Regions from separate parts of the Homo sapiens genome. Here regions 2 and 3 are each linked to region 1. Evidence: chromatin contacts called from ENCODE Hi-C or POLR2A ChIA-PET data. All regions are on one chromosome and are shown on one strand. The core of a region is the stretch at or near the end of the contact, and the rest is flanking DNA. Distances in the headings are between cores, read along the strand shown. Region 1 holds the start of LMF1 (lipase maturation factor 1). Region 2 overlaps CACNA1H (calcium voltage-gated channel subunit alpha1 H). Region 3 holds the start of CIAO3 (cytosolic iron-sulfur assembly component 3).

Region 1 (4,297 bases), core at 1,354-3,853:
CCCAAAAGAAAACGTCCTACCCCCGGACCACTGGCTCCCCACTCCCCGTCCCCAGACCTGGACCACAGAGCTCCCTCCTTTCCCCGTGGCTTTGCCCACCCCGGACATTTCATGTAAATGGGCTCACGCAACTCATGACCTCCGCGTCTGTCCTGTCCCACTGAGCTTGATGTTCTGAGGTTCATCTGTGTTGTAGCACGTGTCAGAACTGGATTCCTTTTTATTTTATGTTTTATTTTAGTGAGACAGAGTCTCGCTCTGTGGCCCAGGCTGGAGTGCAGTGGCGCGATCTAGGCTCACTGCAACCTCCACCTCCCGGGTTCAAGCGATTCTCCTGTCACAGTCTCCCGAGTAGCTGGGATTACAGGTGCCCGCCACCACACCTGGCTAATTTTTTTGTATTTTTAGTAGAGGCGGGGTTTCACCATGTTGGCCAGGCTGGTCTTGAACTCCTGACCTCAGGTGATCCACCTGCCTCGGCCTCCCAAAGTGCTGGGATGACAGGCGCCCGGCTCCTGGATTCTTTTTGATGGCTGAATCATAACCCAGTGCACTTTTGATTAAATTCAGGCTGAAATGGGCACGACCAGAGCTGCTGGTCCACCTCTCCCCGGCCCAAGCCCTGCCCCCGGTGACCTGCTCTGGAGCCATTCTGGGCAGTGGATGGGACCCCTGCGGTCAGCGTCTCAAGAGAGCAGACCCTGAGGGAAACTTGAGCTCAGAGAGAACAGGAGCTCCCAGCAGACCCTTCCGCTGACTGCTCCCACCCTGGGCAAATGCAGAGCCGGAGCCCGGAGCGCTGGAAGCTGGAACAAGAGGCCCTTTTCTGCTCTGCACAATGCCCCATTGTGCCCTTCGCGGGGAGAGCAGCTCGGCCCAGCGAGGGGAAGCTGTGCACAAAGCCTCCTTGTGAGGGCAGCCCCACCTGAGGACAGCGCAGGGCCACACCTGACGCAGGGCAGTCCCTCTCGCCGTCCGTCCCCTAGCAGGCCTGGCACCCAGACAGGGCCCGCTCTGCAGGCGTGGTCCCAGGGTGTGGGGCTCCCTGTTCCCCACAGATGAGGGGAACAGTGTGGGCTGTGCCGGCCCTTCCTAAGCTGGCCCCCAGGTCACGAGGAGAGGTACGGGTCGTGGGCTCTGTGGAGGGACTTGGGTGCCGGGCGCCAGCCAGGGCCGATGCCTCCTGCGATCCCCAAGGCTCCGAGCCCTCAGGCACACACCACGCTCCCGGAGGCTGGGCCAGCATGCGGAGGATGTTTGTGTGTTCGTACCCGTTGCAACATCTTTAACAGGGTCCCATTTCACAGCTGGGCTCCTAAGGGGGGTTTCATAGAAAAGAAATGGAAACTAAAAATGAATTAAACCATAAGATGTACACGTATGCTACGGCCCCAGCAACACAGGGAAGGTGGAGGCTGAGAGGAAGCTCGGGCCACTGCTGGTCAGGCCTGGATTTGGGGGCCCGATGTCCACAGTCAGTCCCTGCCCACACAAGGCTCACACTGCAGGTGGTGAAGATATAATTAAACAGGTAATTAAACAAGCAATAAAGACGGGTCATTTGACCAACCCAGTGGCGATAATTGATACGCCAAAACACTAGGAAAGCTAGAGAGGCAAAAGAGAAGAATACATGAAAACAAAAACAAAAAACCAGGACAAATATTTCCAATATACACAAAAGAACAGGATTTTTCATACGTAAAGAGTGCTGACAAATGAATAAGGAGAAATCTGCACTTCCACCTAAGTGCCCCACAGTTTATTCACTAACCCCTAGGTCTCCAATGCCTACTCTAGCCTCACGCCCTTTCTTTCCTCTAAGGAATGCCTGTGACCCCAGCCCTTCCTAGCACCCGCTTCACATCAGCCTCCAGAACCCCGCTCCAGTCATCAGAGTGTAGAGTGCTGGCGTCCTCCTTCATGTTCTGTTTGGGGCATTGGGCAGTTAGCCCTTCCCTCCTGAGTCCTGAGTCCCCCTCTTCCCCCACAGCTTGAAGTCCAGTCCCAAGGGCAGGCAGGAGCTGGGTTGTGCAAAGGCGGAAGGGTGCTCAGGCTGGGAGAAAGGGGAGGGTCCCCCGAGCATTCCAGGCACAGCCCTGCCTACTCTGTCCCTTGCTGGCTGCGACGATCGCCCTAGCACCCTCCTCCGCAGAGAGTGAGTGTCAGCTGTGAGGCAGGGGCACGCAGTGGTAGCACCGCCAGGGCCTGTGCAGCCCACCTTCCCCAGGACCACAGCTGGGAAGGCGCCTGGCTGGGGGAGGGCACCTGGCCTCTGCAACTCGGACTGACGGAAGGCACGCGTGCCTGCCCCAGTGAGCTCGGGTCGGGCGACGCGCACCACCTCCCAGGTACCCGGCCCCGCGCCCTACCCGCAGCAGCGCCCAGCGAGAACTGCGAAGGAGGCAGGCTCCGGGCACCCGCTCCCGCGCGTGGGCGGGGCCGGCTGGAGGGGGCGGTGCCTCCGGGACTGTGAGCGGGGCCTCCCGGGGTGTGGGTGGGGCCTTCGGCCGTGGGCAGGGCCGGCCAGGGAGAGGCGGGGCCTCCGAGAATGGGCGGGGCCTCCGAGAATGGGCGGGGCCTCCGGGAGTGCGCCCTCCCCGCACATGCGCCCTGACAGCCCAACAATGGCGGCGCCCGCGGAGTCGCTGAGGAGGCGGAAGACTGGGTACTCGGATCCGGAGCCTGAGTCGCCGCCCGCGCCGGGGCGTGGCCCCGCAGGCTCTCCGGCCCATCTCCACACGGGCACCTTCTGGCTGACCCGGATCGTGCTCCTGAAGGCCCTAGCCTTCGTGTACTGTGAGTGCCGGGCGGGCCCGGGACATCCGCCAGTGTCACCTCCGCGCACCACGACCCCCGCCCTCCCTCGAGACTCCTCCGCGCGGTCTCGCGGCCGCGGCGCCCCCACGCAGCCCTCCTTCCTGCTGGGGCCCGGGCAAGGCGGGGCGGGCAGGGCAGGACAAGGCTTGCTGGCGACAGCGCACCCGGCCCTACCCCTGTCGCCGCCTCGAGCCTCCGGCCTGGGCTCCTGGGCTCCCGGTTCCACCCGCAGCCCCGAAGTTGCACGGCCGCGCCTGCCAGGACCGGCTCGGGGCTATGCGAGGCGGGGCCGGCCCGGGCCCTGGCCCAGGAGTTCCCAGGAGAGCTGGGCAGGTGGAGGGTCACCCGTCCGTGCGCAGGTCGGGGGTCTGCGTCCTGGCTGCGGGGCGGGGGGCGGCCTGGAGAGGCGAGGCGCTCCTGCTGTCCCCGACACAGCGCTGTGCTGACGGTGAAGGTTCCCACTGTAACTGGACGCCCGCACGCCACATCCCTGCCGCGTGCGGCCCCTGCCAAAATCCGAGGAGCCGGCCCGGGAGCCTCCTTCGCGTCTCCCAGGGGCTGAGGGAAGGTGACTGGCTGGTGGCCAGACTGGAGTTTCTCCTTTAGTGTTCTCGACTAGCTCAGTCTGCGTTCGGGAAGATTCCCAGCGGAGGTCTGGGGGCAGCTCCGGAACCTCATCTGCAAGTGAAGCCTGCGCCTCACTGTGGGATGTGGTTGGCCGGGTCCACTGGCGGAGACCCTTCACCCCACAGCTGTGCGGGGCCCGCGTGCGCAGCCTACAGAGCAGAGCTCTGAGAAAAGTCAGTTCACGCTCAAAACCTCTGGATCCCCTGGCCAGGGGCAGCTGGCGATTCCAACTCCCTCTCTCCCCAGTCCCTACAACCCAGAACTGGTTTGGAAGAGAACGGTTCTGTGATCACGGTGACATGTGATCACACGGATACATGTTTCATAAGCCCAACGTGTCAGGAGCTACGAACCTCAAGTGAGGCTCTCAAATGAGTATGGAAGTGAGGGGAGCCTGCCAGGCCGAGATGCAGCCAGCGGGGCGCGTGGGCAGTCACCGTCCCAGAGGGCTCCGGAGCTGCTGGCCCCGGGCGTTGCCCACGCGTTGGTTGTAGGCCGTGGGCATTGGACGTCTCCCTTTCCTTCCATCGTCTGCTTCCCTCACGTGTGGAAGGAAAGGGTCAGGTTGCAGAAGTTCTTCTTTGCACAGCCTTTGTGCCACACACGTCGCGGGAAGTTTGGTAGCCTGGTTGTGCTGGAGTGATGCTCAGTTCGACGTTTTGTGTGACATTTGTGTGATACTTTCCACCTCCTGGTGCAAAGTGATGAGACGCGCTCATCACTACAAGGTTTCCTGTGGGATTGCAGTATCGGCTTCAACTGGGTCTGTGTCTCTCTCTCTCTTTCTTTAAAGCAACTATTTTATTTTATTTATTTATTTTTTTCGAGACGGAGTCTCACTCTGTTGCCC
Region 2 (4,393 bases), core at 1,342-3,841, 210 kb before region 1:
CTGGGCACAGAAGGACCACATGTCACACGGAAAGTCCCGCACAGGCAAACCCAGAGACAAAGCGGGGTAGAGACCACCAGGGCTGGGCAGCGAGGGCTGATGGGGATGCGGTTTCCTTCTGGAGTGAGGGAAACATTCCAGAACTAGGCAGAGGTGATGGTTCAACAACACGAAGGTCGCTAACCCGTGCGCTTTAAAATCCGCTGGTCGTCACATAAACAAGTAAAAAAAAAATGGCTAATCCCATGGTACGTGAACCTCACTTCAGTCATCACCACAGCCTGCGTTCCCAGCTTTGCCTTTAAATGGCAGCTTCCCTTCGCTGGAGCCCCGCACCTGTCTGCAGTCGCCACTGAAGGCGCCCTTTGGACCAGGAATTGAGACCCGGCACATGGGCAGGCATAGGTTGGTGGGGGTGTCTCCTCCTCCTGCCACGTGGCCTCCACTCTCGCTGAGCAGAAGGCCCTCACATGCCCCAGACCCACCCGGCCACGTGACAACTCCTGGCACCCTCCAGCCCCTTGAGACCTGCCTTCCACCAGGGGGCCTGGATGCCTACGAGAGGGCAGGGATGCCTGGAGGCTGATGCGGCATCCGTGCCTCCTCCCAGGCTCACAGAGGATGAGGGTGAGGGCCGGGAAACGAGCAGCCCAGGCCGGCAGGTGATGAGCCCTCCCCACGGATGCCTCTCAAAGACAGGACAGCTGCTGTGTGCAGGTGCCCAGGCCAAGCCGCCTGGAGTCCTCTGGGGCTGCTGGCCCCATTCACCCCTGAGCCTCGGTCCCACGCTTGCCGGCCTCCACAGTCCGGCCTCTGGCCTCTGCCTCGGGCAGTAAGGCCCAAAGCTTTCAAGGACTCAGTGCTTGCTGCAGGGGAAGCTTTGGCCAGGGTCTGCTCCCTGGTCTCAGGGCTCGGGGAGGGGCCCCATGCATGCGGCAGGCTGGGCCTGACCATTCCTGAAGCACCGGAAGCCCCCTGTGGGCAGGAGTGATGCCCTGGGGTCTAGAGCAGTCCCGCCTACACCCTGTGCAATGGGCTGGTGTCCCATCTCCCCTACCAGCTCCACCTAGGCCTGATGGGCCAGGCACAGCCCGGCTGGCCTTGACTCTTCTGTCCCTGGCATCCGATGAAGCACCGGGGCAGCCACAGCTGCCGAGGCAGACGCACCTTCCCCAGGCGGCATGGACACGGCTCCAGGGCACCTGTCGTTAATTAACCGATCCAGGAGGGAATTAATTCAGTCTCCCTCTGCAGTGGCGAAATTCTGGAGCCAGATGTTTGCAGACTTTGGAGTCTCCCAGCAGGTGGGACGGGACAGACCCCACTGGGGGAGCAACACGCCAGGTCACGTGCTCACCCGTGTATACGCATGTGCTCTTGCACGCTCCCCCCAGGGCCGCCCCCCAGCCTCACAGGGTAGATGACAGAAAGTACATCAAACCTGCAGGACGGGACGGTGCCCGGGGAGCTCCAGAGCCTGCCCTGAGTGCGGCGCCTCCCCCGGACCCCCGACCCCAATGCCACGACAGGCACGTGTCCTGTTCTCCAGCGGGGCCTCTTAGCGGGAGGGAACTGGGTGGGAAGGGGGAGGGCAAGGCAGCCACACGATCCAGGATCAGGGTTGCCGGGGATGCGCTGACTGAAGGAGGTTTCTCTTCCTTCCCCGGAGGCCGCTGCCATGGAGACAAGGGAGGAGGAAGCCCGGTCAGGGCTGGGGGGAGGGGCCAGGAGGGATTCCCGGCTCCACGCTGAGGGCGGCCCCCACGCCCGTCTCCTTCCTCGGGAGAAGCCACCGCAGGGTTTTAACTCAGGAAGGGGTGAGGTCCTAAGAACCCCTCTGTGCTGGGGGAAAACTGGGGGAACGCGGCGCCATCAGACGCAATAGAACCCGTCAGGGGTCCCAGAGGCCAGATCCCGAGGGCAGCCCCAGGATTCCCACAGCCGCACGGGGGTGGAGGGTACCGGGTTCCAGGGCTCCATGCCTGACACAGAACTTCCTGGAAACCGCCACCTGGGGCCCCACCGTGTCCCACCCCAGTCCCTGCTGCTGGGGGTGTCGGGTCACAGAGGGTGGGGGCGGGGGTGGTGGGTGGGGCCCAGACCTCCTTCACAGGTACCTGTACCAGCCCTGGAAACCCAGTTGTCCAGAGATGGGACAGGTGGGCTTGCCCTCCTGAGAACCTGCAGTGCCCATGGACCCTGTGGCCGACTCCTGACCTGGGGAGCTCTCAGGTTGGGCCCAGGACTCAGGACTCAGCTCCAGAGAGGTCACCTGCACCCCATCCCAGGCAGGGAACAGAGGGTCTGGGCAACGTCAGAGGAGGGCCAGGGTGGGGGTCCCCGCCACAGTGACTGACAGCCTCGTCGGGGGGCTGCGAGCTCTCCTGGCCTCTGTCCTGGTCCTCAACCCTGGCCTCTCCCAGCCAACCCCCAGTCTGCTCTGAGTCTCAATGTGCAGCCTGCCCAGAGCTTTCACCCCAGCCAGGCCCCCGATGTGGGAGCCCCTCTCCCCAGGGGCCTGGCCAGGGGAACGTGGCCGGAGCCAGCCGCCTGGACTTGCGTGACTCACACGGGCAGTTGGGGGTGGGGAGCCCGGGCAGCAGCCAAACATGGAGTGTTTGTCTCCAGCCGGCGCCGCGGGTCACAGGAGGGCACGGGGGCTGGGCTGCCCGTGGGAGAGCACCGCCCCCAGCGCAGGGGTGCGGGGAGCCCACACCCACCACAGGCCACCACCTGGGGGATTGAAATCACTGATGCATGAGTGGACGGCTCACTCCCGGCTGCCGGAACATTCCATCTCAACAGAGCTCCTCCCTGAGCAATGGCCTCGGGAGACTCTGGCCCCACAGAGAGCGGCCCTGGCCTCCGCCTCTATGTCCGCCAGGCTGCACCCAGGTGGGCTGAGGCCCGCCTCCTCCACCCCGCAGAGCCTCCCACCTGCCACCCACCGGAGGGGCCAAAACAATCACATCACCTGCGCTGTCTCAGGCACGGACCCTGCTCCTGCCCCTGCCACAGCCCGGGGAAACACCAGGCTCACCTGGGCGGCCACTTCTCACCCTGGGGAGCGTTGTGTCCATCTGTGTGGGGAGACAGGGAGGGCCGGAAGCACACAGCAGCCAGGGACAGGCAGCAGAGTGAGCCTGTGTGCATGCGTGTGCGAGGGGGCATGCGTGTGCGAGGGGGCGTGTGTGCAAAGGGGACATGCATGTGTGAGGGGCGCATGTGTGTAAGGGCAGTGTGGGGACCTGAGGCGCGTGTCCGGGTGTGGGTGTGTGATGTGTGTGTAGCTGTGTGCATGGGCCGGGCTCACCCCACACACAAGTGGAGAACTCACACACAGCCCTCTTCAGGCCTGAGATGAGGGCGGGTCCCCCACCTCCAGGAATGAAAGGAGAGGTTGGCTCGCAGCACCACCACGGAGCTGGAGCACACGCGGACAGCTCCCTCTAACTGCGCACAATTTTAAAAGCCATGCTAATTAGAAAGAGACCTAATATACCTATTTATCTCTAATAAAGAGCTTGATTTGGGAACTTTTCAAGGCATAATTGAGTGGAAAAGTGCCTGATCCCAGCCCTCCTCTCCGTGCCTGCGGGAAGCTTGAGGCCCTGCCAGCCACTTGGTGGCAGCGTGCAGCCACACCGGCAAGGACCTCGGGGGCACGACCACCCAGGATGTTCTGCCGGAACTGGAGCAGACCCCCAGACTCTCCTGGCCGACGCGGGCGTCAAAGCGCTGGCTCAGCTCCCACCGTTGCCGGGGGCTCGGCAGCTGTCCCCGGTCAGGGCCACCTGGTCAGGCTGGCTTTGTCCTGGCAGTGGAGTGGGAGGTGGAGGGGCCGGCCATGCCGGGTGAGAGCTCCTCTCCTCTGGCCTCACCCTTGCCCATCTTGGTCCCCATATGAGGGTGCTGCGGGCCCCCAGGCTTGGAAGGGAAAGGCGTGGGCAGCAGAAACCCAGCCAGGAGGGGACCTTGGGGAAGACGGCCGCCTGCCCCTGGGACGGGCCTGTGGGGCCTGCTCCGAGCTGGAATTCTCCAGGCCAGAAATAACTGCCTGAGCGCCACTGCACAGCTGCCGTGGCCCAAATTAGAGACCACCCCAGGGGACCAGGCGCTCCCTCCATGGGAACGTGGCCTGGAGCTCCACCCTTGGGTCTGGCCGGGAAGCTGGCGGAAGCAGTCCCGCCAAGGCGCTTTCCTGCGGGAAGACGGGGTGAGCCCCTGCCAACGCGGCCCAGCAGGTCTGTCCTCAGCACGCTGGCGGCCAGGTCGGGTGCTGGCCCGGGGAGTCCAGGGCGGGGTGGCTGTGGACCAGGGCTGACCTCACTCTGGTCCTCTTCACCTAAGGGGCCTCCCTGTGGGAGCCACAGGCCCCTATTCGGCGGCATCC
Region 3 (2,653 bases), core at 1-2,500, 230 kb after region 1:
AAAAGTCCCCATAAAACTGGCCATTAGACATGTAACTGGCCATATGATGCCAGATATACATGTAACTGGCCAGGCGCGGTGGCTCATGCCCGTAATCCCAGCGCTTTGGGAGGCTGAGGTGGGTGGATCACTAGGTAAGGAGTTCAAGACCAGCCTGGCCAACATGGTGAAACCCAGTCTCTAATTAAAACTACAAACATTAGCCGGATGCAATGGCAGGTGACTGTAATCCCAGCTACTCGGGAAGCTGAGGCAGGAGAATTGCTTGAACCCAGGCGGCAGAGGTTGCAGTGAGCCGAGATCGCGCCACTGCACTCCAGCCTGGGCAACAGAGTGAGACTCTGTCTCAAAAAAGAAAAAAAAAAAAGTGAGTCGGGGTCGGGCGCGGTGGCTCACGCCTGTAATCCCAGCACTTTGGGAAGCTGAGGCGGGCAGATCACGAGGTCAGGAGTTCGAGACCATCCTGGCTAACACGGTGAAACCCCGTCTCTACTAAAAATACAAAAAATTAGCCGGGCGTGGTGGTGGGCGCCTGTAGTCCCAGCTACTCGGGAGGCTGAGGCAGGAGAATCGCTTGAACCCAGGAGGTAGAGCTTGCAGTGAGCCGAGATCGCGCCATTGCACTCCAGCCTGGACGACAGAGCGAGACTCTGTCTCAAAAAAAGAAAAAAACGAAAAGCGAGTCGGCCCACAGGGTCCTGTTTCAGGGTCTCCCAGGGGCATGGACTTTTCCAGACTGGTCTCCAAGATAACAGAAAAAGGGGCTGGAGGCCCTGGGAGCGGCTCCCCAGGAAGGGGAGACCTCGTGCCTATCCATGCTTTCTTCCCTGCCTGAATTCCCCAACACGAGCTGAGCGCCTCCTGTGTGCCAGGCGCGTTCCGGGTTCTTGGGTTGCATCCGGGAGCACCTGGTCCGCAGGTACGCAGAGGATGAGGAAATGGACGGAGCCAGATCCCCTCCGCTTCCTTGTGAAGGCGGAGAGACTCCGGGGCCGGAGCTGCGGCGCTGGCCCGACCAACCCCTGCGCCCCCTGCACCCCAACCCGGGGCCTGGGGCGCGCGGGAGGTGGACGAAGCGGTAGGTCCCGGGTTCCCGCGAGGTGGGCGGGGAGCCGCAGCGCCGGGGCTCGTCAGCAGAGGGCGCCGGCCCCGGGACGAGGTGCGCATGCGTCCTGGGGGCGCTTTCCGGCAGCGTGGCGGAACCAGCCACTTCGTTTCGCGCCGTTTAGCGACACCTGCGCGCGGCGGCAGTGCGGCCGTCATGGCGTCGCCCTTCAGCGGGGCGCTGCAGCTGACGGACCTGGATGACTTCATCGGGCCGTCTCAGGTGGGCCGGCCTGGGCGGGCGGGGTCGAGGCTGCGCTCGGTGCCCTGTCGCGCGGAGGGAAATTGCTCTGCGCCCCACTTCCTCCCCTGAGGAATGAGATCCGAATCCCGGGAGCCCGGTCTGGGCCGTCAGGGACTCTATCGACCCGGGCGCGGGGCCTCAGACACTGAGGCCCGCTTCTTACCAACAAGGAAACTGAGGCCAGGGAGGGCGGCGCCCCCCAACCCGCTCCTGTGCCCCATGGTGTCCGGGCGGGCTGCGTGGGAGGGTCCCGTGGTCGCGGGCTCGCGCCGGCCTGCCCAACCCAGAGGAGGCAGCAGAGGCGGCTCCCACACATCCCTAACCCTAACCCGACCCCTGGGTCGCAGCTGGAGGGCGGCGGGGCCCGGGCCGGGGCCTCTTCCCCTTCCCCTGCGCAGGACGCCTTGTCAGGCCTCAGGACCCCCAAGCCACAGCCTTTGCATCTGCATAAACGGGTGCGGTGGGGACCCCACCTCATTTGAGGGCAGTAGGGGCGGCCCGCTAGACGCCCCGCAGTGGCTCCTCAGTAGAGCTGTCCTTAACGTCGCCCTGGTGGGCCGGACAGCTACCCTTGAACCCGGGAGGCTGCAGGCGCCCTTTTCTGGGTGCACCTGCCTGTCCATGTCCAACAGCCCCGCGGGGCCAGAGCTGAGCAGGGCGAGAGGCGGGCTGCTGGGAGCGCTTCCGGCAGGGATGAGCTGGGAGGCGGCTTTCTGGGCTGCCAGGGTTCTCAAGGAGAAGAGAGAGAAATCCACTTGTTTCCCGGGCACTGAGCAGGAGGTGGTCTCCAAACAGATCCAAGCACACGTCCTCTCGATGGGCAGTGCAACTCTGGTCTCTGTGGTGGTCACGCCCCCTGTTCACGTGAAGGGTGAAGGTCAGTGTTGGTGGTGTCTCCGCAGGTGGGTAGTTTGCAGGCGCTGTTAGCACTGGCCTTCCTGCACACTGGGAACTTCAGTGCCGCAGGATGTTGGGAACCCGATCCCTGGGTGAGAGCAGTGGGGCAGGAAGAAGACGGTGGGACCAGCCTCAGTCCCTGAGTGCATGGCTCCTGGCAGAGCCTTCAGGCTGTGCGGCTGGGCAGCCATCCTTGAGGCCTGGCCTCCCAGGGAACCTCCGCCCACTCACAGGGGCTGATTTGGGGTCTCTTCCTGCTCTAGGAGTGCATCAAGCCTGTCAAAGTGGAAAAAAGGGCGGGAAGTGGCGTGGCCAAGATTCGCATTGAAGATGACGGGAGCTACTTCCAAATTAACCAAGTAAGGCACAGGAGGCTGCTCCACCATCTCTCCTGCCCGGCTGATCCGA

What was found. Hi-C counts contacts between places; a loop is a spot of excess contacts on that map. ChIA-PET counts read pairs that join two places held with the same protein, here RNA polymerase II (POLR2A). Pooled maps may share reads with other maps.
Region 2: a map of ascending aorta shows a loop between it and region 1 (2.9-fold over the local background). The contact joins the enhancer-like site here to the promoter of LMF1 in region 1. A Hi-C loop is called at or near these places in 1 of 168 maps with a recorded cell type or tissue (ascending aorta) and 2 of 50 pooled maps. POLR2A ChIA-PET finds 5 or more read pairs at or near these places in 3 of 52 experiments (A673, BJ and K562).
Region 3: a loop to region 1 is called in a map of naive thymus-derived CD4-positive, alpha-beta T cell, with 9 times the contacts of the local background. The contact joins the promoter of CIAO3 here to the promoter of LMF1 in region 1. A Hi-C loop is called at or near these places in 1 of 168 maps with a recorded cell type or tissue (naive thymus-derived CD4-positive, alpha-beta T cell), 4 of 37 single-sample maps with no recorded cell type and 10 of 50 pooled maps. POLR2A ChIA-PET finds 5 or more read pairs at or near these places in 3 of 52 experiments (IMR-90, activated CD4-positive, alpha-beta T cell and activated T-cell).

What each region holds. Positions count from the first base shown.
Region 1 is chr16:969,290-973,586 of GRCh38, reverse strand. LMF1 (lipase maturation factor 1) reads left to right here and starts at 2,603. Exons shown (of 11, transcript NM_022773.4): 1 at 2,603-2,799. The coding sequence starts at 2,607. RefSeq lists enhancers at 434-1,424, 3,407-4,297 and a silencer at 2,192-3,361.
Region 2 is chr16:1,180,738-1,185,130 of GRCh38, reverse strand. All of the region lies in intron 2 of CACNA1H (calcium voltage-gated channel subunit alpha1 H), which reads right to left. Among named protein-coding and RNA genes, the nearest start is that of CACNA1H, 30 kb to the right of the region's middle. Within about 2 kb of position 2,591, at least 13 of the 41 ENCODE cell types and tissues checked have a DNase peak (open chromatin) inside an H3K27ac peak, as active enhancers do.
Region 3 is chr16:739,594-742,246 of GRCh38, reverse strand. It overlaps CIAO3 (cytosolic iron-sulfur assembly component 3), which reads left to right and starts at 1,250. Exons shown (of 11, transcript NM_022493.3): 1 at 1,250-1,327; 2 at 2,509-2,604. The coding sequence starts at 1,262. RefSeq lists silencers at 845-1,124, 1,195-1,254, 1,625-1,924 and an enhancer at 1,108-1,703.